5 separate regions of the Homo sapiens genome follow, and all the other regions are linked to region 1. A link is a loop called in an ENCODE intact Hi-C map of the cell type or tissue named here. Cell type or tissue: endothelial cell of umbilical vein. All regions are shown on one strand. Each heading gives the region's core, and the rest is flanking DNA. Links, peaks and the distances in the headings are about the cores only.

Region 1 (6,348 bases), core at 803-5,802:
TGGACCCTAAGTCACCACTCGCCAGCTATGTGGCCTCAGAGGAGTCAGCTCAGAGGCTTGCTTCATTCTTTGAACATCTGAGCTGCCCGTGGGCTTTGTGTGATGAGTAAGAGGTAAGAAGCAAAGCACCCTAGGACACTGAATGATAAGGCCCGTATTCAGTATGGGCAGCTGCCATTGATAGCAGGTGACGTCTCCGGGAGAAGACCCTGCTGGTCGGAAGCTCAGAGCCAGCTCTAGCTTCTGCCTTGCCTGGGGGACAGGAGTGTGACACACCTGAAGTTCAAGCTGCAGCTCACCCCTGGCTGACTCCACCCTGCGGCCCCTCCACACAGGCTCAGTGTGGAGGTGAGAAATCCCAGCTGAGCCCTCTCTGACAAGTTGGGGTCTCCTCCAGGCAGTCCTGGCCATAGCCATCCCAGTGCCCCCAGCCACAGTCAGCCACAATGCACTCTGGAAGCTGTTCCTGAGGGCGTGGAGGCCAGTCCCTGGTTTCTCATCACCTGGAGACGTAAGAAATTGGAAAAAGCTGGTCACCCCCAAGACAAGCTCCAGGTGCCACACGTCAGTTCATTGAACAGCGCCTGGACCAGGGTGACTTTAGGTATCAGTACCACTTAGGCCCAGGAGTCCACTTCCTCTATAACCCACTGCAGGCTGCTGTTTCATTTGCACAGAGGCAGGAATACCCTACACAGAGCGGGCCTGCCTGAGCCTTCAGCCATTTCTTCTCTTTCCCCCCAGCCCAGGGTGGGAGTGGCGAGGTCATCTTCAAGACCATTCTACCATTCTCCACCCTCCGTGTTGGTGGATGCATTCCAGAATGATCCATTCAACCTGAACTATTCTACCTCCCACAGCCCCAGCTGCCCAATACTTCTCTGAAAGAAGCCTGTCCTCAGGGCCACCCCACCAACACCCCTATCCCATGCTCAGCTTCTCTTTGAGAACTGCTGTGGTAGACAAATATTTCAGCTTCAGCACCCCTTTACACTCTTGAAAAATAGGGTGTTTAACATATAATGAGTTTATGGTTGTCATTTATAAATGAATTAATGTTTAAAATTTTCTCAGTTTTAATTTCTAATATAGGCTAGGTTCGGTGGCTTAGGCCTATAATCCCAGCACTTTGGGAGGCCGAGAAGGGAGGGGCTGGGAGCTCAGGAGTTCAAGATCAGCCTGGGCAACATAGTGAGACCCCCATTTCTACAAAAAATAAAAAATTAGCTGGGCATGGTGGCCTGTGCCCTTGGCCCCAGCTACTCAGGAGGCTGAGGAGGGAGGATTGCTTAAGCCTGAGAGGTTGCGGTTGCAATGAGCCACAACTGCGCCGCTGGACTCCAATCTGGGTGACAGAAAGACCCTGTCTCTAAAAAAAAAAAAAAAAATTCTAATATGGTGAATATTGATTCATATGACCCACAGAAATAAAAGCTCCTTGGGATCCTCATTTTTTTAAAAGTAACTTCTCAGCAATCTATATTTTTTAAAACAAAACAAAAAATAAGTGGCATTTTTACTTTTTGCAAATGTCTTGAATAGCTGGCTTAATCGAAGATGCTAGGTTTATGTATCTGCTAGTGCCCTCTTTCCCTGTGAGACGGTTTTGCTCTAAACCCTTGTCTGGGCAGTCCCCAGTCCCTGTCCCCACTGAGTCTAACCCGACATGCTGAGTAGAGCATCTGAGCCACAGAGACAGTTAGGATGCTTCTCAGGCTTCAGTTCTCAAACCTGGCTGGGCCAAAAGTCACCTGGGAGCATTGAGAACACATGTGCCCATAGGACCGGAAGATCCTGACCGATGGGGCCAGGAGGAGCCTGGGGATGTGAGCTGTGTGACGTTCCCCAGGTGACGCGGGTGGTTGGACATGTTTTGGAACCATTCATTTAATCCAATCTCCCTATTTCACAGATAGGAAACTTCTAAAGTAATTGTTAGTTCCCATTCTTTATGGTCATGTGGTCCGAGTGCCTCCATCCTGTCTCACAGCTCCCTTCTATGGAAGAGCAAATTCCCTTCCTTCTGAGTTCCCAGCCACCTGCTTGGACTCTGATAGGAATGACTCTCCCTGCAGCCAAGGTCAGCCTCATGCAGAAACGCCCTGGAATGATGCCTCGTCCCCGGGTACCAGGCGTTTATGCAGCTGCCGGCCAGGCCAGCTCTCCTGAGCTCTGCTGCTCCTTTCCAGCCAGCTGCTTTGAGACCTTGCTCTGAATGTTCCTAAAAGACAAGTTTCACACCCGCCTGGTGTCCTCCCCACCCCACTCCAGCCCTGCCCCTGCAGGACCCCCTCTCTCAGCAGGAGTTTCTGGACTCTGGCCCCTTTATAGCTGAATGGCCCTGGCCCTAGCTGAGCTCACTCTCAATTCATATTTCAATCTGGAGTAAGGTTTCAGGCTGCAGATTTCGGTTCTAGGCTCTAAGAATCTGTTTTATGATCTTTTGTCATTGAAACTGTTCAAAATATGTTGGAAAATATCTGAGTGATCTTCAAGTCAAAGCATCATGGTAATATGGAAGGTGAAAAAATATTTCTATTTAAAAAAAAAACTTTCAGGAATTTTTCCAAGGTTATTCTCCTAAAAGGAATCCGGAAAATATCCAGTCTTATAGGGCTTTGTATACCCAATAACATTCTGCACCTAGTTATGAAATAGTTGGCTCTAGCATATGGGTATTTACATGGGAACTAACAAAACAAAACAGAAATGGTGGTGCAGGGGAAGGAAAGGAGAATCTCACAGGGGCTAATTTTAAATCTGTCCCAACTCTGACAATGTGGTCCCAGCCTCTGCTGTCTGCCCTGTTCCTTCTTCACGCTTGCTTGGAGGTCAGAGTTCTACATCATGGACCCAAAACGTAACCCTAGATACTTCGCTTGGGCAAAAGACAACAGCAGATATGCATCTTGATGTTGCCACTTAGAAAGCAGTCCTGGGGAGGCACAGGGGAGGCCCCTCTGCTGCTTTGTGAGAGAGAGAAATTCTGCCACAGAACTTTTCCCATATACAATGGTTTCGGAAAAACAATTTGCTAATAATTTGTCAATGAAAGGGAAATGTTAGCAGCCTCAGTCCCTCTAATTATCAGTATTTGTGGAATCACAAAAGCAACAGGCATTGTTTGGTGCTGTGGAGATGAACTCTGCCGAATGTGATAGTCTGGAATGGGCCAGCATGAGAATCATAGGTGGTAAGAATGGGCATGACCTTGGACAAACATCTCAGAACCTCATTTTCGGTGGAGGAAGTGCAGGCTCTGAGAGGTGAAGTGTGTGGCCGAGGATCTACCCCCCACCCCAGAAGCAGGTCCACAGCCATGACTCAGGTCTTCAGGCCGCAGCCCAGGGCCTTGCTCCATTCCAGGAGGTTTCTGACGGTGACCTCATCCCTGTGGAATGTTGGGGAGAAGACCGTTTGTATGGGCGACAGGAAAAAGCACACGGTCGCACCAGGCGAGGTGGGTGCCTCAGGTCAGAGGTGTATCTGCCTTGGGCTGCCTCTCCGTGTCCACCCTCCTCCCCAACGGGGCTCCCTCGGCCAGCTGCCAAGGGTGTATAGGGTGGAGCGGGTAGTGGAAGGCCAAGACTTGGCACTTTGGGTTTGGAAGGGGAGGGAGGAGGAGGAGGAGGAGGAGGAAATGAGGCCCCCCCCCGGGCTCCTTGCTGAGTCAGCATGGTGACTACTGTCATTTCCTAGAAGGAAATAAGGGAAGGACACCAATTCAATAGGAGACCTGGGGGACTTTCATACTCTCAGCTGATGCCAGGGTGCCCAGTGAGCAGGGGAAAGGCTTCCTGGCCCTGGCGGCAGGATGGGGCCAGAATATTCCTGGGCAGGAGCCCCCCCAGGTGGCCCATCCTGCCTGAGCATGTCTGAACATGTTCTTAGGTCAGGACTAGAGTTCGAGATTTCAGAAATGTCATTCTAACCTTGATCTCTTCGAGATGCCTGTTTATAACACAGCATCGTTCATGCCAATTGTCTGGCAAAGCCGGTATACACGGCTATCGCTATGATGTAAAACAGCAGATCTCATGTGAGGGTAAACTTGGAATTTACCCCGATGAGATGCGGTGTGGGGAGGGTCCAGTGGCTGCGAGGCCCTGGAAGCATGCCTCTTTCAGGGAGGCCTCCATCATCAGAGCTTCCGTCTGCAACGTCCCTGCCCTGTGCTGGCCAGGGAACTCCGCGGCGGGCTCCCCCACTGTGCCCGGGATTCGGACACTGCTTGCCGCGGAGTGTTTCCAGTCCCTCTTGAAATTCCTGGTTGTTGACAATTTGTTTATTATTCTAGCTCTTGAGGAAACTTCCTAAAAACTGGGGAAGAAGTAGTTCTTCAACTTTCTTGAATCTCAGGACACTTGGATCATCTGACGAAACTGATGAATGAAGCATGGGTACACAGATTTCTCTGTCTCTCAAATCACTTCGGGGCCCTTCTAACTCCCCAAAAGTCAGGTTTTAGGAATCTGTATTCCGAGGGGTCTCAAAATGTTCACGTGGTTCCCCTCTCCTCCAGGGTGGCCGGCCTCCCTGTTCCATCTTCTGAGAGGAGCTATACCCATTTTGCACCCTGAACCTCCAAACTCAGAAGTCTCTGAGGAGCCCTGAATAGGAGAAAATGTGGCTGAAAATGAAGTGGAAAATCAGTGTGATAACCAAATCAAGATCACGCCTCGCTGGGACCCTGTCACACTAAAGCTTCCAGAGCATAGTCGTTTTTAAAATCTGTAATAGTACCTGGAGTTTTTTCCTGTGCTTTCTATAATTCAGCTCTTTGAGTCTGCTCTGAACCCTTGGTGGTAGCTCACTGCTCATGAACAGATCCCCTCCTGGGGGGCTCCAGTGGCCTCCCACAATGGTCCCATTCCTGAGCTGTTTATCCTCACTCTGGAGGGCTCCCTCTGATCATCCAGGCTCACGGCTCTGGATGAGGCACAGGTGGGAAGGGCTGTGGGTGATGCAGGGAGGGCTTTCAGTCACCATCCCCTCCTGGAAGTGTATCCCAAGCCATTTCCAGGTGTACAGCTCTCAGGGGAGACAAGAATGCATTGTTCTACCTGGCACGATGGGGTGTGGGCCACGTGGGGTATGGGCCACAGAAGCACATTCCCAAACCTCCACTTTGGAGAGCCACGTACAGCGAAGCAGGAGAAGGCGGCAGAGGCGGGGATGGGGAGACCGTCTGTGAGTGTGGTTCCTGCCCGGCTTTCCCCTTCCCGCCAGGTCTCCCAGGAGGCCAGGTGGCGGCTGCAGCCGGTGGCAGACACTCCCTTCCTGGGGTGCTGGCTGCAGCCGGCTGCCATGGGACTCCAACCAGGGCTCTCCTGGGGTTCTGTTGACTCAACACATCATCTGACGCCACCCCGGCAGGCCCTCTGGGTGTCAGGTGCCAGTGAGACGGGTTGGGGAGGCTGGGACGGTGTCCAGACTGCCGCCTCTGCCCCAGAGCTCGTTTCCATGGTGCCGTTCCCAGCTCCAGGAGCTCTCCTCATTCACATCATGAAGGGAGAGGCAGGGATCGTGAGCTCTAGTGGTTGTCTGCCTCCAGTGATTAATTGGTACGATTCTCCACGGAGGAGGAAGAGAAGAGGAAGGAAAGCTGCAGATGAAAGGGAAATAAGCGTCTCGTGGTGGAAACAAAAGTATTGGTTGCATCCTTTCAAAGACGATCTGGAATCTCAAACCTAGGGTTTACCTCTGCCCCTCGATGGCAACAACAATTCTGGGAGTTCAGGGCCATGATAAAAAATGACAGCATCACACCTGAATTGCTGCTAGTGTTTTTAATAGACAGGTAACCACTCATCCCGAGGGAGGTGGGAAAGGAGCCCTCTTGCTAGGGAGCTTGGAATTCCTAATGCTGCCTGTGTCTGATGGACAGTACCTACCCCTGGTAGAGCTCGCTTCGCGGGGAGGGAGAACTCAGCCCTCTGTTTGCATGATCTGAGGCTCTGGAAAGCCCCCTGCCCCCTTCCAGATACCTCATCTACTTGACAAACTTCCAAGATGCCCTGCCTCCCCTTTCTACACATTGCTCTTCCCCGAAAGGTTCCTGCTCTGTTATTCTTGGTCAATCTGCAGAAGGCAGGCCGGATACTCCACAAAGGACCCAAGAGAGGAGCAGCCGTTAGGAAGGTGCAAGGCTGGGAGGGAAGGACAGGACCAGGGTTCCCGGATTCAATTGTACCACATCATACATGTTGCCTCCATGCAATTTTCTCTTTAGTGCCAGGTTTCTAGAATCAGTGCATGAAAAATGATATCTGAATACGGTGCTTAGGGGAGCCGGGTTTTTTCCACTTCTGATTCACTCCACAGCTTCAGCATCTATTGTCAGCTAAG
Region 2 (6,348 bases), core at 444-5,443, 230 kb before region 1:
CATCACTCTTAAGTTCAAACTTCCACAGATTCCCAGGACTTGGACACAATGCAGCCCAGCTCTTTGCTGAGGTGTAAAGGGTGATCTTGGCCCCAGTTCCCAATAAGTTCCTCATTTCCACCTGAGACCTCATCATCCTGGACTTCACTGTCTATATTTCTATCAGCATTTTGGTCACAACCAGTTAACAAGTTTCTAAGAAGTTCCAAACTTTCCCCTTGTCTTCCTGTCTTCTTCTGAGCATCTTCAAACTCTTCTACCTCTTCCCATTACTTAGCTCCAAAGCCACTTCCACACCTTCAGGTATCTATCTTTATAGCAACACCCTACTCCTCAGTACCAATTTTGTGTATTAGTCAATTTGCGTTGCTGTAAAGGAATACCTGAGCCTGGGTAATTTACAAAGAAAAGAGGTTTATTTGGCTCACAGTTCGGAAGGCTGTACACGAAGCATAGTGTTGGCATTTGCTTCTGGTGAGGGCTTCAGGAAGCTTCCAATCATGGCAGAAGGTGAAGGGGAGCCAGCATATGTGGCGAGAGGGAGCAAGAGAGGTGGAATTGGGAGGGGAACCCCGACTCTTTTTAATAACCAGGTCTTGCATGAACTCAGAGCGAGAACTCACTCATTAACATGAGAACAGCATCAAACCATTCACAAGGAATCCACCTCCATGACCCAAACACTTCCTACCAGGCCCCACCTCTAACCTTGGGGATCACATTTCAGCATGTGATTCGGAGGGAACACACATCCAAACTATATCACTGGCGACTCTTGGCAGATCACAACTTTGAGCATCACTTTTCTCCTTTGTAGACATGAAAGTTCTGGCTAGCTGTCATTTGGGCTCCTTATCCTTTCTTGCCCCAGTTTGCCAGGGGCTCTCTTGGTCTTAAAATTGCAAGCCACAGCTGGGCGTGGTGGCTCACGCCTGTAATCCCAGCACCTTGGGAAGCCAAAGTCGGGGGATCACCTGAGGTCAGGAGTTCAAGACCAGCCTGGCCAACATGGTGAAACCCCGTCTCTACTAAAAATACAAAAAAATTAGCTGGGCGTGGTGGTGGGCACCTGTAATCCCAGCTACTCAGGAGGCTGAGGCAGGAGAATCGCTTGAACCCAGGAGGCAGAGGTTGCAGTGAGCTGAGATTACGCCATTGCACTCCAGCCCAGGCGACAAGAGCGAAACTCTGTCTCTCTCACACACACACAAAAACAAGAAACAACTGCAAGCCACACATTGAAGGAGCCCTCTGTTTTTGTTTGCCTCCTGGGGCTGCCATAACAAAGTAACCCAGACTGGGTGGCTTACAACAATAGCAACGTATTCTCTTGTTCTGGGGGCCGGAAGTCTGAAACCAAGGTGTTGGGGGGTTGGTTTCTTCTTGGAGGCTCAGAGGGGAATCTGCTCCAGGCCTCTCCTGGCTCCTGGAAGTGCTGGCAGTCCTTGGTATACCAGTCTCTGCCTCTCTGTGTCTACATTTTTTTTTCCTTTTTTTTTTTTGAGACAGAGTCTCACTCTGTTGCCTGGGCTGGAGTGCAGTGGTGCCATCTCGGCTCACTGCAAGCTCCACCTCCCGGGTTCACACCATTCTCCTGCCTCAGCCTCCCGAGTAGCTGGGACTACAGGCACCCGCCACCACGCCCGGCTAATTTTTTTGTATTTTTAGTAGAGACGGGGTTTCACCGTGTTAGCAAGGATGGTCTCGATCTCCTGACCTCATGATCCGCCCGCCTCGGCCTCCCAAAGTGCTGGGATTACAGGCGTGAGCCACCGTGCCCGGCCCCAAATTTATTTTTCTTATAAGGCAGGGATCCCAACCCCCAGGCCATGGACTGGTCTGGTCTGTGGCTTGTTAGGAACTGGGCCATACAGCAGGAGGTGAGCAGGGGGCGAGCAAGCATTACCAGCTGAGCTCTGCCTCCTGTCAGAGCAGCGGTGGCTTCAGATTCTCATGGGAGTACGAACCCTATTATGAACTGTGCGTGCGAGGGACCTAGGTTGCATGCTCCTGATGAGACTCTAACTAATGCCTCATGATCTAAGATGGAACAGTTTCATCCTGAAACCATCCCCTCAACTCCAGTCCGTGGAAAAATTGTCTTCCATGAAACTGGTCCCTGGTGCCAAAAAGGTTGGGGACCACTGTTCTAAGGACACCAGCCATTGGTTTAGGGTCTGCTCTAATCCAGTATGTGCTCACTTTAACTTTGTTCGTTGGTAATGACCCTATTTCCAAATAGAGTCACATTCACAGGTACTGGGAATGAAGACTTCAACATGCCTTTTGCCGGGAGGCAACTCAACCCACAGCCCCCCTCAGTCCAAGTCCCCAGGGGGTGGTGAGTGGCCTGGCCACCTCTGCGGTCCCACAGTCCTGTCACTCCGGCCCGTGCTCCCTCCTAATCTGGACAATAAGAGCCCTGTGCCATTATTGTCCAAGCCAGTGCTTCTCAAAATGCAGCCCCTGAGCTCGCAGCAGCAGCAGCAGCAGCGTCCCTGGAACTTGGAAGACATGCAGATGTCCTGCACCTGACGGGGCCTCTGCAATCAGGGACTGTGCGGGGGAAGCCAGCCTGTGTCAGCGAGCCATCCAGGTCACTCTGATACAAGCCAATATGTGGTAACTGCCGAGCCAGGCGGCTGCGCTGGCTTAGAGCTGTTACTGTCATTCTACAACTTTACAACAATGCCCCAGACACAGAAAAGGTTGCGCCTTGGAACGATTTCTGTTATGGGATAATAAAAATCCCGACGTCAGAGCTAAGGAATGTGACCTTCCGCTGCTCCAGTTGTAACTCCCTGCTGTCCTCCTGCTTGAGCCTTTTAGGGTAAAGTTCAGCACATATCACCCTCGTCAACCGCGCCCCGTAAGGCAGCCACAGAGTCCTGTGCTGATGTACTTGAATTCCTTGCTGATCTGATGATGATGGGAGCAGGAGGGGAGTGGAGGGATATACAGAACGCCAGGCGGCAGCCACGCGGTGCAGGCAGAGGCTCTCTCCTCGCAGGAGCCTGCCAGCTGGCTGTTGTGTTCTTGTAGGGAATAAATCAGGAGGCACAGCTCTGCCCGGGGCTTTCTTGGGCAGTAGGAGGAACTGGGTGAAAGGTCTTGGCTGCTGAGGCCACAATATTTCCCGAATCCTGTGCTATTTCTTGTGAAACTACGAATCCAAGACTGTTTCCTAGATTGTGGCAGATGTGGGACCCGGGGGGACCTTCAGAGTCATCTCCCAGGCGACTCTCTCCTTTGCAGATGAGGAGCTGAGGTCCCACCGCTCAGAAGCTGACTGGGCAGGTCAGCAGCCTCCCTGGCCAGGACACAATCTGCTGCGCTGCCACAGGGTCTGGCTGGGCAGGTGTGGGACTGAGCTCTGGGGACCAATAGTGACACCGCACAGGCAACCTTCAGCATGCTGGACATGAGAACGAGGGCGGGCCTGCAATCCTCGGATCACTGTGTTGGTAGTTCTTAGTAGATCATACTGTTCTTGATGCCTTGGGCCAGACTGGAATGAAATATTTTTTCTCGGATTTGGTAAACTCGTTTGCTGGGGTAAGTCGTGGTGTTCCGTATTGCTTTGGATGTGTAGCCCAGGAATAAGATGGCAGCACTGCAGGATTCCGGAGCCACCCACAGCACCGACTGCTGCTGGAGATACACAATCATGGGCACTCGTGAAGCTGCAGAAACTCACGGGGACCCTGACACCAGGTGAGAGCTCCAGCTGGCAGTCTGAGGTTAGCACACCCGTCCTCAGGACTGTGGCTTGGTGCTTCTATAGCACTTTGGAAACATCCAGGGTTTTCATACTTTTGGCTGTGACAACGATCCCTGGTGAAGGGAAGTTTTAAAATAAAAGAAGATCACAAAATATAAAGGAGTTGCCCAAAGGTTTTTATTAGCTGTAGAGGGGGCCAGGACCGGAATGTTCCAAGTCTTTGTCCCTGACTGGGGATGAAGCTCTGACTGGGGTTCCCTGTGGACAGGCTCATGGGCTATGTCCCAATGTGGTGTGGTGGAAACACAGACTAAGTGGGGGATCAAGTAGCTGCCCCTTGACCTCTCTGGACCTCGGGTTCCATGATCTGAAAACAAGGATGTTAAATTAGATCTGATTCTTTCCAGTTCTAACCCCACAGCAGCTCTCACCTGGCCATTCTGTTGCCCTCTAGGAAGTCATTGAGGTAGGGAGGATGGGCAACACAAAAATTGTTTTTTTTCTTTATATAAAACATCCCCTTCTTGGGGGAGGGTAACGAGGTGGAATGGTTCTGGAATCTCCCAAGGAATGCTTTGAAGGCATCCTGGTTCAAGGATTGCTAGGCAGTGTGGGCAACCGGAGTAACCACAGCATCCAGAGGCTTCTGCGAGCACACACACCTCCTGGAACCTCAGGCTCTGCTGAGGAGGCTCTGGCACAGGGGCAAGGCAGCAGTGTGCACACCTCTTAGACTGGGGCAGCAGCCTGCAGGCACTACAGATATTCCCCTGAGAGCCCAGACCTCTACAAGCATTGCTATGAGGCAGCAGCACATTCTGGGGCATCTGAGTGACTTTCAGACCTCTGGGTACAGCTGCAATCTCAGTCTGTTTGTATTAACAATGGCAGAGGGCACTGAGCAGGAGCAGCCCTTCTTTGTTGGGAGCTGGTGTCAGGTGGACTCAATAACGACAGGTCAAATGGCAGCACAATGCACTGTATACATGGTGGGGAATTTTAATCACACAGCAACAGGTGCAGGCTAAATTCAAAAGAACCTGTCCAGAAGGTGGTGCCCTACAAAGGCGCCTCTGCTCATTCATTCAGCAGCCACACCATCAGGAACTGTGCAGTAAGGACCCCAGGAACCTAATGAGAACACTGGCAAAAACTGTCCAAAAAAATAAACGTTTCCAGAGCTCCGGAAATTAACCAAAGGCTCATAACAATCCAGGGAGTGTTGAAGGAAATTGGCTGAACCTCAGAGCAGTGAGCATTGTGGCATTTTTACTGGCCCTATTCACAGCCCTCCAAACCTCTGCCCCTGAGCTCCCTGGTAGCCTTGAAAGCAACAGCAGCAATCCCCATAAAACTCAGCAGCTTAGCAGCCACAGGAAGGGTCAAGTTGGGGTTGGAGCTCAGTGACCTCATTTGCCTGGTCTGGTGGTTCCACCTGCAAGCTAGCCTGTGACCTGACTCTGAGCTAGGCTCACCCAGCACTTTCTCCCTGGGGACGTTTATCAAAACAATCAGCAGCAATTTAGTTGACACTGGGGCAAACAACAAGCTAACAGAAACTGGAAAATGAGATGCCCACAGGGGGCCTGGGAAGCCATTATGTTTCTGGGGTTACACAAGAGCCTGCAGGCTCCAGGCTGAGTGCTGCTCATGAAATACCTGAATAAGTTGGGTAAGTAGAAGTGCTGACAGCAAAACTCTCCCCCCAACTTTTATACCCAACAAGACTATCCTTGAAAAATAAAGAAGACATTCCCAGATAAACAAAACCCATGATAACCCATTGCTGGCAGACCTGCTCTAGAAGATATACCAAAGGAGCCCTTCAGGCTGAAAGAAAAGGACACTAGACAGTAACTTGAATCCTAATGAGGAGTAATAATGGGCACCTGTAAAGGCAACCACATAAGCATGTAGAAAAGACAACATCAATGTATTTTTTAATTGTAACTTCTTTTCTCTATTTGATTTAAAAGGCAACTTCATAAGCCAATTGTAAGCCTGTGCTGATGGGCATATAATATATAGAAATGTCATTTGCATGACAATAGCAGCACAAATGAGAGAGGAACTGGAGCCAAGCTTTTGTATGCTATTGAAATTAAGTTGGTATGAATCTTAACTAGAGTGTTATAATAAAGTAAGATGTTAACTGTAATTCCCAGGGCAACTGCTAATAACTTAAAATACACACACACACACACACACACACACACACACACAAACTACAAGGAAATTAAAATGGCACAGTAGAAAGTATCTATTTTATAGGCTCTGTGCTAGGAGGAGCTTGGAATCAAAGATGTCTGAGACACTGTCTCCACTCCAGCCAAATCTAGTCGAGTAATACACAACATACACAATACAAGGAACAAAAGTGATGATCAGTTATGACACATGCTGTACCATATGATAAAACATGAGTGCTTGGATAGATTCACAGAGAGGGGTGCTTCAGGCCATCCTAGAAGCCCCTGGGAAGAGACAATGTTGAGATCTGAAGGGTTAGAAGTCTCGGGAAGGGGTGTCCCAGGCAAAGGAAAGAGCCCCAGAAGCCCCCATGGCTAAGAGAGCTTTCTGGCTCTGGAAACTGATCAAGGCCACTAACTAGACAGGGTTGAGCTAAG
Region 3 (6,348 bases), core at 479-5,478, 95 kb before region 1:
CTGCCTTAGAGGTCTTTATTTGTCCTTTCAGTTACCAGTTAATTTAGATCCAGTTAACATTTGCTTATGTTCTTTTTCTGTTCAAATAACTGGTGTGGCTTCTGTCTCCTGACTGAACCTTGACTGATCAAGAAACTGGCACCACGGCCGGGCACGGTGGCTCACACCTGTAGTCCCAGCACTTTGGGAGGCTGAGGCGGGCAGGTCAAGAGGCCAGGAGTTTCAGGCCAGCCTGGCCAACAAAGTGAAACCCCATCTCTACTAAAAATACAAAAAATTAGCCAGGTGTGGTAGTGGGTGCCTGTAATCCCAGCTACTCAGGTGGGTGAGGCACAAGAATTGCTTGAACCTGGGAGGCAGAGGTTGCAGTGAGCCAAGATCGTACCACTGCACTTCAGCCTGGGTGACAGAATGAGACCCTGTCTTTAAAAAAAAGAAGAAGAAGAAGAAAAAAGAAACTGCCAAGACTGGTTCCCAGGAACAGAGGACTTGGAATTGGTTTCCCATCCATGGGTTTAACACAGTGTTGAGCTCTTTGTCAGTGGGAAATCAGATTCCTGTAATCCAGGGCAGGCCATGGCATTGTGACTAAAAAAGCCATCATCTGTGCCTGTGATGACATTTGTGTGCCAGGGCCCACATGGCCACTGCACTGGCCACTGAGGCAGAAGCCAGGACCAAAGGACTCAGTATGACAGCATTCTGTGAGTGCGCTGGGGCCTCTGAGAAAACCTCAAGCCCAGGTCTGGGACCTGCACCCACAGACAGAGAACCCAACAAGCCTCTATGGCAGTCCCCAGAGAGTCTATTTCTTGTAGCTACAGGGCTGTTTCCAAAATCAAACACAAAGCATAACTCTGCGGGGTGTGGATGCACAGGCGGAATTGGTGGCATCACCAGGTTTGATGGGAAAGCTGGGCATGGATCTGGAAGGAGTGGGACCCTGGCACCGGACAGAGGGACATCTGACTGGACTCAGATGAAGCTGAGATTCCAGATTCGGGAGTTCCTCCGAGCCTCCCATGGCAGTGGGAACAGCTGGCTCCCCAGTGTCTGAGAATCACCTTTCTTTACTCGAAAGCCCAGTGACAGGCTTTCCTAGGGCAGACGCCTAGCGTGGGCCTCTCACCCTCCCACCCTTGCCACCCCTTGACCTGTAACTGGGGACAGGTTTCCGCATGCTGCAGGGGAGGAAACCACTTATATGCAAAACAAACTGTGAGATCTTGCCATTTCACAGCTGCAGAAACCGAAGAAGTATGTATGGGAATAGGTGCTAGTAACGTTAGGACAAAGACGAGAAATTTAACACTAGTTTGGTGGGACTGATTGCTATGAGTGGTCTTATGAGAAATTGTTCATTAACATTTTGTGCACGCAGCCGGCAGTGGCTCTAACCGCTCACTTGGTTGACTGCCTGAAGTGCAGGGCACTGCTGAGTCCGTGTTTAATGAGGCTGAGATGCCAGGCTTCTGTGGCACAGTGAACTATACAGGAGGAATCCACAGGCTTCGGGAGACAGGGGCATTGGCACGGATTTGTCATGTGCCACCTGCACATTCCATACCCAGAGGACACTCCCTCCTGGAGCCCCTGAGGAATGTACAGGTGAGGGGCCCCTTCAATAGGAAAAGTGAACTTGTCACTGCAGCAGCTGTTCCCAATGTAGTATCTTGGGGGACCCACAGCCCCTGCCTGGACACATACTCCTTTTCTCTATACCAATCTACAAGGACCCCTAGACGGAGTCTGCTTTACCTGGCAACAGGATACTTTCACCCGTGTGTCTCAAGGCTGCGGCACCCCCGCTCTCTACCTTATTATGGTCTGCAGAGAAGCTGGCCATCTTCACACTGCACACTGCCACACTGGCCCATGCGCTGATAGCGGTGTGGGCTGGACTAGACAGGCAGGAAGTAGCAGAGCTCTAGGTGCCTCTGTGAGATATGTGCCGGGCAGAGCATGAGGGACAGACCCCGCAGAACCGGGGGTCTCACACCCCAGAACGGCCTGAAACACTGGAGACACCCCTCCAATGGGAGCTTCAAGTTGTCACTCCACACTCCACCTGCCACTGCAACCACCAGGCAGGTGTTTTGGAGGCAACATGCACCACATGTGTACGTGCTACTCTGACACCGGTACTGAGTGACACTAAAAGCTGTTTTCAGAGAGGCCCAGGGCACGATCAGGCATGTGGCAAGTCCAGGCTGCTCTTCTGTGTGGCCTTAGGACCCAGCAAGGTTGATATTAGGGGTGCTGTAGGAAGCCTCCACCAAAAGGAAATTTACAGAGCAGACATTGAGGGTTTTGAGGGAAGATTAACCCCAAAACAACCATGCCTTCTCCTGCAGATAATGACTCTCCCGCTGGGAAACAGTTCCTGGCCGACTGCACCAGGCCCTTATAGAGACCAAACAAGCTAGCCACGAGATGCGGAGACCATGCAACCTGAGCTCCCCATCACGAACAGGGAACTACTAGGCCCCCCAAGCCGAATGCTGAGCATGCACAGCGACCCTCTCTCGCCAGGCCGAGACGGGGCTCGCCCAGGCCTGTGAAGTACATGGACACTGCATGGGTACATGATGCAGCTGCTCTGACACCGGTGCCTCCCCTACCTCGATCCACACCCAGACTCGGGGGAGCTCCTTATGAGCCACTGACTGATGGAGAAAAAGCTGGGCTTGGTTTACAGGTGCTTCTCCTGCTGGGCTGGCCCCTGCTGGCACTGCACAGTGTGGCTCTTGAGGACAGTGGGGATTACATCCCCCAGCAGGCAGACCTCCCAGTTGGACATTTGATTTCCACTTTATCAGGACTGAGATGGCCAGGACATATCTACATGGATCCCCAGGGTGATTCCAGTATTAAACCGAGGGGAATCTCATGGAACCCAACTGCAGGGAGTCCAGTCGGCCTCTCAAGAGACCGAAGATGGAAGCAGAAAAGCCAAGCCCGAGACTGCTCTTCCCCCTCATTCTGGTGGCACACCCTCGCATTCTGCTCTCCTCTCATTGGCTCTGTTCTACTCCTGTCTGCGCACACTCTTTCAGCTTCCCTGCAAGTGGCTCGCCTTGGTCCCTAGAGCAGTTACGGCTCTGATGACGTCGTATCCTCAGAGTAACGTGGTCATTTTGAGTACTGTTCTGCAGCTTACTTTTTCTTTTCCTAATCAATGAATCAATGAATATACTCTTGACAAACATTTTCTCCATTATGCAGTATTCTATTATATGCCTATGCGAGGATTTATTTAACTGGTCTCTTAGGTTGTTTTGGGTACGCGGCTATTTTGTTTGCTTTCTTAGCTCTTGAGGGTGTGTCAATGGCTATTACTGCAGCCTGTGTCTAGAAAATACTCAAATCACCCCTTTTCAAATACATCTTTTTACCTTGACTTAACCAATGCCAAACAACTCTCTCCCCCTATTTCCATGGTAATGCATCTCAGCTCCTCTCAACTTAGAGGCTCACAGGATAAACGGCTTCCCGGAGATGATGCTCACAGCTCCTCTTAATTACGGAAGTGATATTTACTGGATCAGTCACCTTGGACATCCATAAGGCATTGCATTTTTCATGTATTACTCACTTGACTTTCTCTAGGGTTTAGCCAAAATGAGTAATACATGGAAAGCTGGGTAAAAGTCAAATCAGCTGTTACTTGTTATTATTATTTTTTGAGAGTCTTGCTTTGTTGGAGTCTTGCTCTGTCATCCAGGCTGGAGTGCAGTGGCACAATCTCGGCTCACTGCAGCCTCCGCCTCCTGGGTTGAAGCGACCCTCCCGCCTCAGCCTCCCGAGTAGCTGGGACTACAGGTGACTTCTACCACACTCGGCTAATTTTAATTTTTGTATTCTTAACAGAGACGGGGTTTCACCATGTTGGCCAGGGTGGTCTTGAACTCCTAACCTCAAGTGATCTGCCCGCCTTGGCCTCCCAAAGCGCTGGAATTACAGGTTTGAGCCACTGTGCCCGGCCTACTGTCGCTTATTTTTAAGTTGGTAGAAATGCCGGTGGTCAGAAAATCTGGTATTTTAAAAAGTAAACCTTCTGGGGGATGGGCGTGAGGCTGAAATAGGTTGAGCCAGTAGTTCCTTTATTTTGGGAATTCAGAACTTCTCATTATTTTGTTATTGAAACATGTAGTCACAGTTCTCGAGACCGCATCTCTTAAAACAACTGCCTACTGTTTTCCCTACTATAAGATTGTATTTGGATGCTTCCTTCTTTGTGTCAAATAATCAAGAATCTTAGGGTTTTAAAAGTGACTCTGAAGGTTACCTGGTCCAAAGTGAACTCAGCAAAGAACATAAAGCCAATTTGCAAAAATCAATTGTATTTCCATACGTTAACAAGAAACAATTGGAAAATGAAATTAAACAAAAGCAAAGTCATTTTTGGTCATCCTGTAAGTCCTGGGTGGCAGGCACAGAATACAGGTAAGGGGCTCCAAGAGCCCGGGGAGCCCTCTGAGGACGCACGGCAGGTGTGGGGCATGGGAACAGAAGCAGGCCACACCTGGGGGTCCCTGGGGAGGTCTAAAGGGCCTGGTGGAGCAGGAAGAGCCTGGAAGGATCATCTAAGGCAGGGCTATGGGAGGGGGTGGATACACTCCAGGGCACCTTTCAGCTGGTGCTCCCGAAGGCTCAGGCTGAGGCAGCCCTTCCAGGGCCCTTGCTGGGTGTCTTCCCCTGCCCTGCTCTTCCTCTGATCCCTTCATGCTTCCTCCTGGGAGTGCATCCTTCATAAACCCATGAATTCTTGGTTTAGCATTTACTTCTGAGGAACTCGACTGAGGACAATCCTACTTGGAAAATATTTATGTAGAAACAATACACTAAATGTATACGCACAGATATGTGTGTAGACACCCATTTGATTACACTGAATGTAGTTTGATCACGGTATTGAGTATATTATTTAGGACTTTTTGTATGTGATTATAAGTTACATTGATATAAAGTAAGTTGCAATACGCATAATTTTAATACCAAAATGTTAAGATTCAAATTTTCTGGGAAAAGAGATCGGTAAGGTTCTTCTTTCAAAAGATTGCCCATTTTTGTGATTTTCTTCTTTTTTACCAATATTATTTCAAATTTATCATATGTTCTACTAAATAACTAAGAAAGACCATGAGGATATACTGAGCGAGGCCATACAGTTTAATAATGAACAGCTTAGGTTCTAACACACATTAGACAGGCCTGTGTTCAAAACCCCATCTTGTACTAGCTCTGTGGATTAGGTCCTTAAATTCCACAACAACTTGTGGACTAAGCTTTCTTTTTCTTTTTTTTTTGAGATGGAGTCTCACTCTGTTGCCAAGCTGGAGTGCAGTGGCACAAGCTCGGCTCACTGCAACCTCTGCCTCCTGGGTTCAAGCGACTCTCCTGTCTCAGGGTCCTGAGTAGCTGGGACTACAGGCATGCACCACCACACCCGGTTAATTTTGTATTTTTAGTACAGATGGTGTTTCATCACGTTGGCCAGGCTGGTCTCCAACTCCCAACCTCAGGTAATCTGCCAGCCTCGGCCTCCCAAAGTGCTGGGATTACAGACGTGAGCCACTGCACCTGGCCAAAGCTTTCTGACTTAAGTTCTTAAACTCTATAATTTGAGCTTCCCTGTCTTTAGGAAGAAGACAGTAATAGCACATTTCTTATAAGGTTGCCAAGATGTTGAGAATTCAGATAAAACCTCAGCACAGTGCCCGATAGTGCAAAGGACTCAATAAACGTTTGCTGGCATTGCTGGTTTTAAATTACTGTATAAAGTAGTAGCCATCCAAAAAATACCAAAAAATTCATGAAAATGGAGTACACTTACTTGTAATGTAGTATCAAAGACAACAAGCTTTGAACTGGTTGGAACGATGTCATAACACTTGTGTGACCTCATGAATCGCATGTAAACACCACTTTCTGAGTCTTCTACTGCTAAAAGAAAAAAAGGCAAAACATCAGTAATAATAAAGAATTCCCTCAATCGGATGAAGAGCATATACGTAAACCTATCACTAACAGACTTAATGGTAAAATACGAAATGTTTTCCCAGTATGATCAAGGGCCAGGCAAGGATGCTCACTCTCACTAATTCTATGAACACTATATTGGAGGTCCCAGATGGTGAAATAAGGCAAGAGAAAAAAATGAAAGGCATACATGTTGAAAAGGAAAAAGCAAAACTGTCTTTATGTGCACACTGTATGATTTTCTACATAGGAAATACCAAAGAATCTAGAAAAAGTTCCTAGATCTAAAAAGAATGAGTTTAGCAGGGTCATAGAATTAAATCAGGGTTAATAAAACAAAGACAAAGCTAATCGAATGGGGAAAAG
Region 4 (6,348 bases), core at 471-5,470, 120 kb before region 1:
AAAAGGGGTCCCTCAAGCTGCCTCCAGGGCAGGAGCTTCAGCTCCTTCACACTGCACCGGAACGCTATGTTAGGTCCTTAGGTGAAGCCATGGGGAGGAAAATGGGAAAGCTAATTTGAAGTACATTTTTAATATCTGTTACAGTCTTGGAAAAACAACTCTTCAAAGTACCTCTTCAGAACGATTAAGACCTTCTACTGGTTCTATTTGACTGATTACTTACAACCTCAAATTCCATGCATGTAATTAAAAGACAAACATAAAAAGCCTCTTATAAACTCTCTGTTCTTCCTGAGTCTCTTTTAATGTTTCCAACCAAACAGGCTCAAAGTTCTGGATGACTACGGAGCCAGGTCATTTCAAGTAGCTGAGAAAACCTACAGGTTAATACAGGCCTTATTTGGACCAACATGGTATTCTCTTGCCAAAATTTTATTTGCTTCGGGTTTTTCTATCACTGCTGCAGTTTATAAGATAATCTTGAGGAAAGCATTTTTTGGAACATGTTTCTAAAACCATGACACCAGTAAAAGCAACATAAAGCAATTTTTGCTCTAGATATTAGTTCAGTTTATCTTGTACAACAGTCCTCAATTAGACTTGCAGATTGCCTTATTTCCCCTCATATGCTGGTGACAAATGTTTTAATTTAAAGAGAGAATGCCGAGTTTTGTTGTTAAAATTGTTTTGATACTTGCACTAAAAGGTGATTCTTTTAAATTGGAATCAACTTTAAGAATGTACAATTCAGAGAGTAGTAAGTTGAGAAACTGAAGTTTAGAAAGGGAGACCTCAAAACTAACAATTTCTTCTACTGAGGGTAACAGGAGCCAATTTACTTGAAGTACATTATTTAATAAGTAAATGCAATTATGTCTTTAGAAACGCTAAAAACTACTTACAAAAAGCTGGAGGAACTTGAGGATTCTTTTGTGGGTAAGTATATAAAGTGCATTCCCACTGATAGGGTCAATAACGGGCAATCTGTGGATTTTATTTTTGATCAAGGAGTATACAGCATCGAAGAGGCTGTGGGAGAAGTCATTAAAGTTGTTAGGAGGCTTTCGAGAAAAATCAGAACACTTTGGACTACCCCTGCCTTAAAGCACTTCCAGTGTTTTTATTATTGCAATAATAACAGTGTTTTGGAAGAGTTTTAAATTAGAGATCTCAGCAAATTTTTCATTTTTCACAATCTATGTTAACATATCTCAAATACAAGTGCAAGCTACAAATCTCTAGAAGAGGAGATTTTTTTTGGTTTGTTTTTTTGAGACAGGGTCTTGCTCTGTTGCCTGCCGTCATGGCTCACTGCAGCCTTGACCTCCCGGGCTCAGGTGATCCTCCCACCTCAGCCTATTTGAGTAGCTGGGACTACAGGCATGCGCCACCTTTCTTTTTTGTAGACATGGGGTTTTGCCACGTTGCCCAGGCTGCTCTCGAACTCCTGAGCTTAAGCGATCCACCCACCATGGCCTCCCATAGTGCTGGGATTACGGGCATGAGCCCTTGCGCCCAGCCAGGAAGAGGAGTTTTTTTAAAGAGTGTATTTAGTGATTTTATTTGAAAGACGATGAAACCTAAATCCTTAGAAAAGCAAACAGATACATCGTATTGGCAAGAGAGCAAAGGCTGTAGCAGCAAGCTCTCTGCATTGGTGAGTGGGCAAACTGGCTCTACCCCGGGCCGGCCCGGCTAGGAGATATTGCAGGGCCAACATTTCTGTTCTACTTGGTCCCTCTCCTGGGACTGCCAGTAAGAAGGTTGTTATACCTTTTTGTTAGGACTTGGAAATAAAATGAAAATAAATATTTTAATCTTTCTCTGTACTGGATTTGAGTTTGAAAGATGCTTTTACACCAATATGGAAATGTATCACAGCCAAACCAGAAGGCTTGGATAAAAAAGGACGGGCCAGACGACTACACAGAAGGCAGCCCATGCTCTCACCACATCTGAACCGACATCTAACACACACTGATGTTTAAACGCTAGTGTGGAGCAGAATTGCCAAGGGAGTTGTTTAAATGTGTATTCCTGGGCCCTATCCTGATTTAGCAGGTCAGGGGTAAAAGCCCAGGAATCTGCAATTTCAACACGCCCCCCAGATTGGCCGAGATCTTCGTGATGGTTTAGTATGACCCTATTACTAGACCATTATCCATCCTTAGCACCAGCAACGGCTGTGATTTTTGTAGTGTTCCTAGATTTACTGAATGCGTACAGTGTAGCTGGAATTAAGGAGGCAGGCCCTGTTTGGAATGAAGAACATGTTTATTTGTGTCTTTCTTTCTATCATGGTGATAAAACACATACATCTGAATGAATGTTTTCAAAGAAAAAAAAAACAAGTTTACCTTGCATCTGGAGATATATTCACTAAAGGCTTAAATGTTTCTTGTAAATAAAGCTCTGTATTTATAGAAAGAAAATATGCAGTTAGTAACACATTTGCTGTTTGCAGTTATAACACAAATTCAAATACCCTTCAGTTTACGGTTAATAGTTAGAAGGATTAAAAACTCAAATAAAAAGAAATTTAATTTGCCTAAAACTCCTGTGTTAATCATAGTTATGGCTATTTTAAACAACTTCCAAACTGTTTTCAGGATGTTGCATTTGAAGAAAAATTAAATATTAAAAAACAATGTGACAGTAAGTGTTTATAAAATCAGGAAAAACAAAGAAATCTGATAAAAGAGCAATACCAGCAGAGGTCACTAGAATGCTACCAGGTTCACCTTACTCTCAAGAAATGAAGCAATTATGAAATTTAAAAAATCAATTTCCATAAGTTATAAGATAAAATCAGTTATGACAAACTTTGTTCTTTAAATATTTTTAAGTATTATTTTACCAAATTGATGCTCAAAACCTACTGCATTGTGGGCATCTTTCCAGCACATAAAAACTGTTTTTTTCTGAAGATATCAACTGCAATTAATTTGCTTTTCCAAGGTTTCTTTTTTTTTCTGAGACAGTCTCACTCTGTCACTCAGGCTGGAGTGCAGTGGCATGATCTGGGTTCACTGCAATCTCTGCCTCCCAGGTACAAGCAATTCTCCCACCTCAGCCTCCCAAATAGCTGGGACTAAAGGTGCACGTCACCACACCCTGCTAATTTTTTTTGTATTTTTAGTAGAGATGGGGTTTCATGATGTTGGCCAGGCTGGTCTCGCACTCCTGACCTCAAGTGATCCACCTACTTCAGCCTCCCAAAGTGCTGGGATTACAGGCATGAGGTCCTGTGCCCAGCCTAATTTTTTTTTTTTTTTTGAGAAGGAGTTTTGCTCTGTTGCCCAGGCTGGAGTACAGCAGCATCATCTTGGCTCACTGCAACCTCTGCCTCCCAGGCCCAGGCGAGTCTCCTGCCTCAGCCTCCCGAGTAGCTGGGAGTACAGGTGCGCACCACCACGCCTGGCTACTTTTTTGTATTTTTAGTAGAGACAGGGTTTCACCATGTTGGCTAGGCTGGTCTCGAACTCCTGACCTCAGGTGATCCACCCGCCTCGGCTTCCCAAAGTGCTGGGATTATAGGCGTGAGCTACTGCGCCTGGCTCTAATTTTGTATTTTTAGTAGAGAGAGGGTTTCACCATGTTGGTCAGGCTGGTCTTGAACTCCTGATCTCAAGTGATCCACCTGCTTTGGCCTCCCAAAGTGCTGGGATTACAGGTGTGAGCCACCGCACCTGGCCTTGCTTTACCAAAGTTTCTATACAGAAGGCGTTTAAGAATATTTTGGCATTATTATTACTACAAAATATCATGTAATGTCAAAACGTAAACATACTTAAACCTTGGTCTATCAGTACTTGTACAGTAGAACTGGACAAGAAGCTGGTGTTACACAATCACTGCACAACAGACTGTACAGATCCCATGCCAAATTTGTTTAGCTTGGTTTGACAAAGCCGTAATAAACCAAACCCATCACTCAGTGAAACTTCTAAATCGTATGGATTTGAAAGGGCCCCTGGGGGTGTAAGAGAACTCCAAGATGTATTCTGATTTCACAGCCAGCTACAAAGGTTGCTTCTCCTATCAAGCATATTATGGGAAACACAGAACCAAACTCTTCAATTTTGAATTCAAAATTTTCCTTCAGTTGGTCCCTCCATTTCTACCAGTGTTTCCTTGAGCACCCTCCAAAGGCTCCGCTGTTGCAGACAGACTGGGTCTGCCGTGATTCCCACCCCCGGTCCTCTCCACCAACCCACCATGACAAGTGTCAGTGAGACCACCACCTTACAATCATGAAATGCGAATTTAAGAAATGGTTCTATGGCAGAAAAGAGTATCATGATTTTACAGGGTGAATGTCAATGTGACAATGAAGAGAATATGGTCTTCAAATTACTTCCATGCTATTTGCTCCAAACCATCTAGTTTGAGGTTCATTTGTCCTAAGTTTCTCCACAATTTGTAAAGAAACAATTACTAGGTTTAAATAAGAACAGATGCTTGCTTTGGTTCAAGTTAGGCATGCCTCTGATGCATTTCTTAATACCAAGGCAAATCTCTGAGGGCTTAGACTTAGTAGTGAGCGGTGGCCCCATTGTGGGCAGCGAGGTGGGGCTTGGTTAGCTCATTCATCTTCACATTCCTGGCCCTAGGATAAGGCCTTGCCTGCTGAAGGTGTCCTATACATGTCTATAAACAGAAGGGACAATACTTATATTGTTCAGCTTTAGTACAGTAGCATACTATCAAAATTAACAGAAATAAAGAGAATGTTTTATATAACATTTTATGGAGCAGAGAGAAAAGGATCTGCAAAATGAAAACATACTTTTCATACTAAACATAGCTTTCCCGATACTAAAAGATTTTAAACATCCAATAGTGCTTACCCCTCCATGTTTCAATTTTATGTTCCTCTAATTCATAAATCTGTACCTGCAAATAAAAAAATTCTTATTTATAAATATACATATACAACATAGAAAAAATATTTGGAAAATGAAACAAAACATAGCTTGGATAATAGCATTTTCTATTCGCAATTAGAAAATGAGGCGGCCAGGTGCGGTTGCTCATGCCTGTAATCTCAGCACTTTGGGAGATCAAGGTGGGCAGATCACCTGAGGTCAGGAGTTTGAGACCAGCCTGGCCAACATGGTGAGACCTCATCTGTACTAAAAATACAAAAATTAGCCAGGCATATTGGTGGGTGCCTGTAGTCCCAGCTACTCAGGAGGCTGAGGCAGGAGAATTGCTTGAACCCAGGAAGCAGAGGTTGCAGTGAGCCGAGATGGTACCACTGCATTCCAGCCTGGGCAACAGAGTGAGACTCTGTCTCAAAAAAAAGAAAGTGAGGTGAGATATAGAGAAAAAAATGTATCTCAAGTTTTTTTTTTTTTTTGAGACAAGGTCTCATTCTGTCATCCGGGCTGGAGTGCACAAGTGCGATCATGACTCACTGCAGCCTCAACCTCCCAGGCTTAAGTAATCCTCTCAACTCAGCCTCTGAGTAACTTGGACTACAGATGTACACCACCATGCCTGGCTAATTTTTGTGGGTTTTTTTTTTTTTTTTTTTTTTTTTTTTGTAGAGATGGGGTTTCACCATGTTGCCCCACTGGTCTCAAACTCCTGGGCTCAAGTGATCCACCCTTCTCAGCTTCCCAAAGTGCTGGGACTACAGGCGTGAGCCACTGTGCCTGGCCTGTATCTACAGATATTAAGAAAAACTTTGGGCTGCATATTTAGACATAACTGCTTTTTTGCAATTTTGATTTCATATTCTACTGCTAAGATTTCTTATATGGGATTTGCTGCATTTCACAGAAATCTATCTATTCAAAAATCACACTCATGCTGATTTTGCTAGTTCAAAAGCAGAGATATGACCACTATAAGGAAAGCCCGTGTTCACTTGCATTGGTAATATTGAAGAAATAATACACTTCATGGGAAATAAATACAGGATATTTACAAAATCTTTGGTAAAACTTCCTAAGAGTATGGTTGTGTTTGTTTTTCGGAGACAGAGTCTCCCTCTGTCGCCCAGGCTGGAGTGCAATGGCGCGATCTCGGCTCACTGCAACCTCCGCCTCCTGGGTTCAAGCGATTCTTGTGCCTCAGCCTCCTGAGTAGCTGGGATTACAGATGCCCGCTGCCACACCCAGCTAATTTTTGTATTTTTAGTAGAGACAGGGTTTCACTATGTTGGCCAGGCTGGTCTCCAACTCCTGACCTCAAGTGATCCACTTACTTCGGCTTCCCAAAGTGCTGGGATTACAGGCGTGAGCCACTGTGCCCGGCAAGAGCATGTTTTATGAAGAAACTCATTTTTGTATTTGATGTAAGAATTATTGGATAATACTGAGCATTACGCATAAAGCAGTA
Region 5 (6,348 bases), core at 937-5,936, 66 kb after region 1:
CAGCTTAGCATCTGCTAAGAGCTGTGGGAAGGGGTAATGGAGATTGAGGGCTAAGGGATGTGAGGTTTCCATTTGGGGTGATGAAACAGTTCTGGAACTAGATTGGGGTGATGGTCGCACAACACTGTGACTACTGAGTTATATACTTTAACACTGTTAAGGTGGCCAGGCACAGTGGTATGTTCCTGTCGTCCCAGCTACTAAGGAGGCTAAGGTGGGAGGATCACTTGGGCCCAGGAGGCAGAGGTTGCAGTGAGCCAAGATGGCACCACTACACTCCAGCCTGGGACAGAGCAAGACCCTGTCTCCAAAAAAAAAAAAAATTTGTTAAGGTGCTAAATTACATATTATATGCATTTTACCACAAAAAAAGTTAAACCTACAAATACTAAAGGAAAATATGGATTAATTCTACAATCTGGATTTCTAATGATGACTAAGTATGCTCATGCTATTGTCTAATGGCTATTTTCATGTCTTTTGAGGATTGCCTAGGCATGTCTTTTGCCATACTGATTCAAAGATTCCTTTTTTTTTTTTTTTTTGAGACGGAGTCTCACTCTGTCGCCCAGGCTGGAGTGTAGTGGTGTGATCTCAGCTCACTGCAAGCTCTGCCTCCCAGGTTCATGCTATTCTCCTGCCTCAGCCTCCCAAGTAGCTGGGACTACAGGTGCCCGCCACCATGCCAGGCTAATTTTTATTTATTTATTTATTTACTTATTTTTAGTAGAGACGGGGTTTCACCGTGTTAGCCAGGATGGTCTCGATCTCCTGACCTCGTGATCTGCCTGCCTCAGCCTCCCAAAGTGCTGGGATTACAGGTTTAGTAAGCCACCACGCCCGGCCCAAAGATGCCATATTTTTTTTACAGCTACATGGTACTCTGCTATGTAGCTGTAACTTCTTTATTTCATTGAACTACTCTATTTATTATTTATTTATTTATTTATTTTTTTGAGACAGGTTCTCGCTTTGTCGCCCAGACTGGAGTGCAGTGCAATCACAGCGCACTGCAGCCGTGAACTCCTGGGCTCAAGTGATCATCCTGCCTCAGACTCCCAAGTACCTGGGACGACAGGCACATGTCTCCATGCCCAGCTATTTTTGTTTGTTTGTTTGTTTGTTTGTTTGTTTGGTAGAGACAGGGTCTCGCTACGGTCTTGAACTCCTGAGCTCAAGCAATCCTCCTGCCTCAGACTCCCAAAGTGCTGGGATTACATGTGTAAGCCACCTCACCTGGCCAACTACTCTCTTCTATGTGGGTGTTTAGGTTGTCTCTAATACATCTGCTGAGAAGGCCTAGAAGCAATGACACCCCAGGAGTGACATGCACACGTAAACACTATTTGCCACTAAAAGTGACAAGGGCTCTTTAGAGCAATGGCTAATTCCAGGGCTGGGGTGAGGAATGTACAAGATCAGCCAGAAAGCCAGGAAGTGCCCACAGCATGATGGGGACAGGGTGGGGATATGATGGGGAAAGTCAAAGGACACAGTGATCCGCCTGGAGAGGCTCCTGCTGGCCACGTCTAGGACAATTTGAGCATCAAAAACTTGATAATGAAGACATGGAATCAACCTAAATGCCCATCAATGACAGACCAGATAAAGAAAATGTAGTACATATGTGCTGCGGAATATTACACAGCCATAAAAAAGAAAGAGATCACGTCTTTTGAGGGAACATGGATGGAGCTGGAGGCGATCATCCTTAGCAAACTAACACAGGAACAGAAAACCAAGTGCTGCATGTTCTCACTTATGAGTGGGGGCTAAATAATAAGAACTTACGAACACAAAGAAAGAAACGACAAACACTGGGGGCTACTTAAGAGGCAGAGGGTGGGAGGAGGGAGAGGAACGGAAAAGATAACTATTGGGTACTGAGCCTAATACATGATGAAATACGTGGGTGATGAAATAATATGTACAACAGACCCCCATGACACATCTTTATCTATGTAACAAACATTCACATGGACCCCCAAACCTAAAATAAAAATTTTTTAAAATATTTGATAATGAGAAATAACATGGCACTGAATAGGATACAAATCCATGAGTCCATAGATACATACACACACAGGGAGAGAAGAAAAACCTGTTCTTTAAAGTAGCATTCCAACCAGTCAATGTAGAATTCATGATAAATTTAGAAAATCGCCTTTTGGTAATTACTATAGTAACAATTCAGGCAAGAAATACATATCAATCCTAAAACTAGCAAGTGAAAGTTTGATGAGAAAGAAGACATTTACACAATCCCAAAGTAGGTCCCCCTGAAGCCCTGACTGGTGACAAGGGGGAAAGTAAGCCCTTTATTAAAGTAGAGAACTTTATGGTGGCAGACGCCCCCTTCACCAAGTGACCGGCGTCCACTTCACCGGAAAGGTGTCGCGGCCGCATCGGGTGACCCTGCTGGGATGCAGAAGCCCAGGGCAGCCCACGGATGGGTGGGTGCCCACCTGAGGGCGGAGGCTGGCTCTGATGGTGAGGAAATGTCGAAGGGCAGGTGACACAAGAACTGGCCGTTGTCCTCCTGAAAAGTGCTCAGGTCGTGACAGATGAGACAGGACTGAGGAGCTGTTCCAGATGAAGAGACTGAAGAGAAAGGACAACGAAACAAAACGCGTGGCTGGAGGTCTCCTCTTCCAAGAAATGACGCCCCTGAGACAAGGCACAAAATGTGAATGAAGCCTGCAGCTTAGCTGATAGCATGATATTTGTGCTGATTTCCTGATTTTGACAATTATACTGTGGTTAGGAGAATGACCCTGTTTTTATGAAACATCCACTGAAATATTTAGGGGTAAAGGGATATGATGTCTGCAAATTCCTCTCAGGGGTTCAGAATTCATATAAACACACAGTGAGAGATCGTGAGAAATGAGATATGGGCAGATCTGGTGAAATGCTAACATCGGGCAATCTGGGTGAAAAGGATATGAGAACTCTTTGTATTATTTTTGTGACTTTATGTTTGAAATTGTCAAAATAAAATGTTATTTATTATTTAATAATTGTTTTTTTAGAGACAGAGTCTCACCATGTTGCTCAGGCTGGTCTCGAACTCCTGGGCTCAAGTGATCCACTACCTTGGCCTCCCAAAGTGCTGGAATTACAAGCGTGAGCCACCTCGCCCAGCCCTAAAGTGTTATTTTAAAAAAGGAATTAAGAAATACAGGCTGAGCAGTGGCTTGTGCCTATGATCCCAGCACTTTGGGAGGTCAAGGCAGGAGGATCGCTTAAGCCCAGGTGTTTGAGACCAGCCTGGGCAACATGGCAAAACCCCATCTCTACAAAATATTTAAAAATTAGCCGGGCATGATGGTGCACACCTGTAGTCGCAGCTACTCAGGAGGTTGGGGTAGGAGAATCGCTTGAGTTGCAGTGAACTGTGATCGCACCACTGCACTCCAGCCTGAGAGGCAGAGCAAGACCGCATCTCGAAAAAAAGAAAAAGAGCTACAGTGGGCCTGTGTGTTAAGTAAGAGCATGTGTTAGTGCTGCCTTTTACTGTCTCCGAAGGTGGGAGCATCACCAAAGCAGGCCCTGAGAGAACTAGAGGACTCTAACTCGCTGAGGGCAAGGAGATTCTTCCGGGAATTTTTCGTTGGCTTCTCCCAAATAATAACAGCCTGGACACAGGATGTGCAGGCCAGCCCTGGCTGGGGACGTCTTCCAGGCTGGCGCCAGAGGGCGCTGTCCCCAGGGACCACACGGGATGCCAGGCCACATAACTCTGCAATGTGTTGGCTGAACTTTTCAGGAAACTTGGATGCCGCACATACTTTTCCTTTCTTTGTGGGCAGGCAAGATGAGTCACGTTTTTCTGGAGTCTGCTCAGCCCCAGTATTCAGACCTCATCAGCTGCCCTGGTCCGGAAGGCTCCAGCTGTGGCCAGTGAGCGGGGGGCCCAGGGTGCCCGCGTTGGCTGGGCCAGCACTGGGGCTTAGGGGCAGACTTGGGCAAGCCAGAGTCAATCTTTTTTGTCGGGTACAGGGTAAAGCTCACAGTAATTCTGGATCATGGCAACATCTGGGGACAGACCCAGGGCCCTTTGTACAACTCACAGGGCACAGCCCTGAGGGAGGCTGGGCTTTGGCTTCATATAGTCCCTGTTCTCCCGCCCACCCAACCCCCTCCGCCGCACCTGACTCCCCACCACCTCTCCAGGCCCTAACTTCGAGTACCTCACTCTCCAGCACTTCGAGCTGCACCTCACTCCCCAGCACTTCTCCAGGCCCTACCTTCGCGGTCCCCTCAGTTCCCCTGCCTCCCTTCCTTCCGAAGGCCACTGTGGTATTGGAAAGTTGGAGCAGCGACCTGAAGGAAGGGACCCCACCTGTGTCTATCTGCAGGAAGGGTCGCTGCAGGCTCTCTGAGAGGCAGGCTCTGGGATGGAAATGAGCATGTTGGATGTACATCAGGGAGTGCTCTTGGGCCTGACAAAGGGGCGATGGAGACCCCGTGAAGCCCCGACAGAGAGTTCTGAAGCCCGGATGCCCCTTCAGAGCTGTCCTGAGCGGGGGTCGGGGGCTGGTCCTTTATGTACATCGGCCGGTTATTGGGCGTAGGCCGGCTCTGGGAGGGGCTGAAGGCTGGCGAGGTGGTGCTCCTTAGCTGAGGGCCATCTGTCTGTCACACCCACAGCTGGGAGTGAGTTCCTCATTCTTGAAGGAATCGGGAATCTGGGAGGCACGGCACAGCACAGCCTCAAGGGTGTTCTGGCTCCAGGGTGTTTTCTAGCAGAGGGCCTAGGGGACATGCTCAGCATCTCAGGGTGTTTCAGGCAGAGGGCCTAGGGGACATGAGCCTGAGCAGAGGAAGACAGGGGGTGGGTGTGCACAAGACACAGTCAGAGCCAGCCCAGGGTGACCTCAGAGGACCTCAGAGGCCATGTGTGGTGGGGCTTGGAGTTTTCATTTAAATGTGCTGGGGCGGCGTCAAGGGGTTGAACAGGGGATGACATGATGGGATTTATGTTTTAAAAACAGGAGTTGGCAAATTACTACCCAATGGCCCAATCCTGCTGGCCACCTGCTTTTATAAATACTTATTGGAACACAGCTGCACCATTAGTTTATACTTTGTCTATGGCTTCGTAGTTGCAAAAGAGACCACGTGGCCTTCGAAGTCTAAGACATTTACCATCTGGCTTTTTACAGGAAACATTTGTCAACTGCTGTTTGAAGAGACTCCTCTCCTTGCTGGGCAGAGTCATTTCCAAGGCAGCAAGGGGACTCTCACGGGGGCCACGGCCCCTCACGAGCCTTCCCAGTTTCACCCCGGTGCCTAAAGCAACTCACTTTAGCAGTTGCTCGTGTTCTTTGGTATTAATGATATAAATCACCTGTGCACACCATGAGGTTCCTCCAGGAGGCTGCGGGGCCCTCCCAGGTGGAAGTGGAGAAAAGTCCTCAGTGTCTCTACCTGTGCGCAAACACAAATACTTCCACTGCCCTCTCCCGCCTCCTCTCCCATCCCCCATTGGTCTCCTCCTCTTCTCAGGCCTCTCCCCCTGGACCACCAGTGATGCCGGCAGCCACAGGTCCCTCTGCCCCCAAAGCAGGTCTCGCCTCTGCACCATCGGTACAGTCCCACAGGCCCCTGTGGCCTCCCTGAAAGTGAGGAGTAAAATGACTCACGTACAGGTCATGTGAGCAATGCCCCAGGAACACACACCACACACGTGACTGCAACGAAGGAAGTGTGGGTTCCTTTTAACGTAGGAGCCACCAGAGCTTCCCCAGGAACCTCTCTGCCTCTGAGGCACCAAAGGTTTCCTGTCCTTGCAATGCTGGGAGGGACCCTAGATGGATTTGTGGGTGCATCTCGGGCACCCCGCTCAGCACATGGCTCAGGCACACGCAACGACTCAGTGGTGCCTCCAGGCGAGCGGGTACCTGCGCTGCTCTCATGCTCAATCCTCACCCCTACTCTGCCTGGATGCAGGGGCTGACCTCTGACCCCTGCTGCCATGTGTCCAGGCTCCCGCTGGGCAGGAGACAGGGAGACACCTTGGGCAACATCTGACCATAGCTACAGCCCCTTTGGCTCCCGTTCCTGCCAGACAGACCAACTGCAGCTCCTGGTTCCAGCCCCGCCAGGGCTCCCAGCGCCGCCCTCTTCCCTTCTCCCACCTGGGGTGGGAAAGGATTTTCCTTACTCATCGGTGGGTCGCTTCCCAAACTCTAGTCTGGCGTCTCAGCTCTTTCCTCACCTTTATAACCACGCAGCCACATAATCAGAACTGTGACGTCCGTGTATTAAACTCCATCTGCTTTTAGTACGGAGAGTAACCCTCTTCCAGGTAGGACCCGGGCTGACAGCTGAGCTAGGGCCATC

What was found. Hi-C counts contacts between places; a loop is a spot of excess contacts. Peaks named below come from ENCODE experiments on the same cell type or tissue, not always from the same donor. Only the 100,000 strongest peaks of a DNase experiment are listed, where the experiment ranks them.
Region 2: a loop joins it to region 1, with 3.0 times the contacts of the local background. A loop is called at or near these places in 3 of 110 quality-filtered maps.
Region 3: a loop joins it to region 1, with 2.6 times the contacts of the local background. A loop is called at or near these places in 3 of 110 quality-filtered maps.
Region 4: it touches region 1 in a loop (3-fold over the local background); 5 of 110 quality-filtered maps call a loop at or near these places.
Region 5: a loop joins it to region 1, with 6 times the contacts of the local background. A loop is called at or near these places in 13 of 110 quality-filtered maps.

Annotation. Positions count from the first base shown.
Region 1 is chr7:151,684,397-151,690,744 of GRCh38, forward strand. The region is part of intron 3 of PRKAG2 (protein kinase AMP-activated non-catalytic subunit gamma 2); the gene reads right to left. Among named protein-coding and RNA genes, the nearest start is that of PRKAG2-AS2, 120 kb to the right of the region's middle. RefSeq lists enhancers at 1-11, 1,329-2,164, 1,860-6,192, 2,967-4,166. In endothelial cell of umbilical vein, for the core only: no CTCF peak of the experiment used is centred there; a DNase peak (open chromatin) is centred at 3,385; H3K27ac peaks cover 2,138 bases.
Region 2 is chr7:151,457,300-151,463,647 of GRCh38, forward strand. No RefSeq gene overlaps it. Among named protein-coding and RNA genes, the nearest start is that of CRYGN, 20 kb to the left of the region's middle. RefSeq lists enhancers at 1-524, 1,249-1,917, 3,255-3,922, 5,023-5,574. In endothelial cell of umbilical vein, for the core only: no CTCF peak of the experiment used is centred there; a DNase peak (open chromatin) is centred at 2,872; H3K4me3 peaks cover 358 bases; H3K27ac peaks cover 660 bases.
Region 3 is chr7:151,589,509-151,595,856 of GRCh38, forward strand. It overlaps PRKAG2 (protein kinase AMP-activated non-catalytic subunit gamma 2), which reads right to left. Exons shown (of 16, transcript NM_016203.4): 6 at 5,837-5,946. Among named protein-coding and RNA genes, the nearest start is that of RHEB, 73 kb to the left of the region's middle. RefSeq lists an enhancer at 2,587-3,087. In endothelial cell of umbilical vein, for the core only: no CTCF peak of the experiment used is centred there; DNase peaks (open chromatin) are centred at 1,143 and 3,573; H3K27ac peaks cover 1,917 bases.
Region 4 is chr7:151,567,814-151,574,161 of GRCh38, forward strand. It overlaps PRKAG2 (protein kinase AMP-activated non-catalytic subunit gamma 2), which reads right to left. Exons shown (of 16, transcript NM_016203.4): 9 at 4,851-4,896; 10 at 2,358-2,412; 11 at 903-1,029. Among named protein-coding and RNA genes, the nearest start is that of RHEB, 51 kb to the left of the region's middle. In endothelial cell of umbilical vein, for the core only: a CTCF peak has its summit at 2,707 (motif pointing right); a DNase peak (open chromatin) is centred at 2,718.
Region 5 is chr7:151,750,571-151,756,918 of GRCh38, forward strand. All of the region lies in intron 3 of PRKAG2 (protein kinase AMP-activated non-catalytic subunit gamma 2), which reads right to left. Among named protein-coding and RNA genes, the nearest start is that of PRKAG2-AS2, 53 kb to the right of the region's middle. RefSeq lists enhancers at 1,973-2,756, 2,377-6,057, 4,323-5,104, 6,293-6,348. In endothelial cell of umbilical vein, for the core only: a CTCF peak has its summit at 3,693 (motif pointing right); a DNase peak (open chromatin) is centred at 3,791; H3K27ac peaks cover 2,744 bases.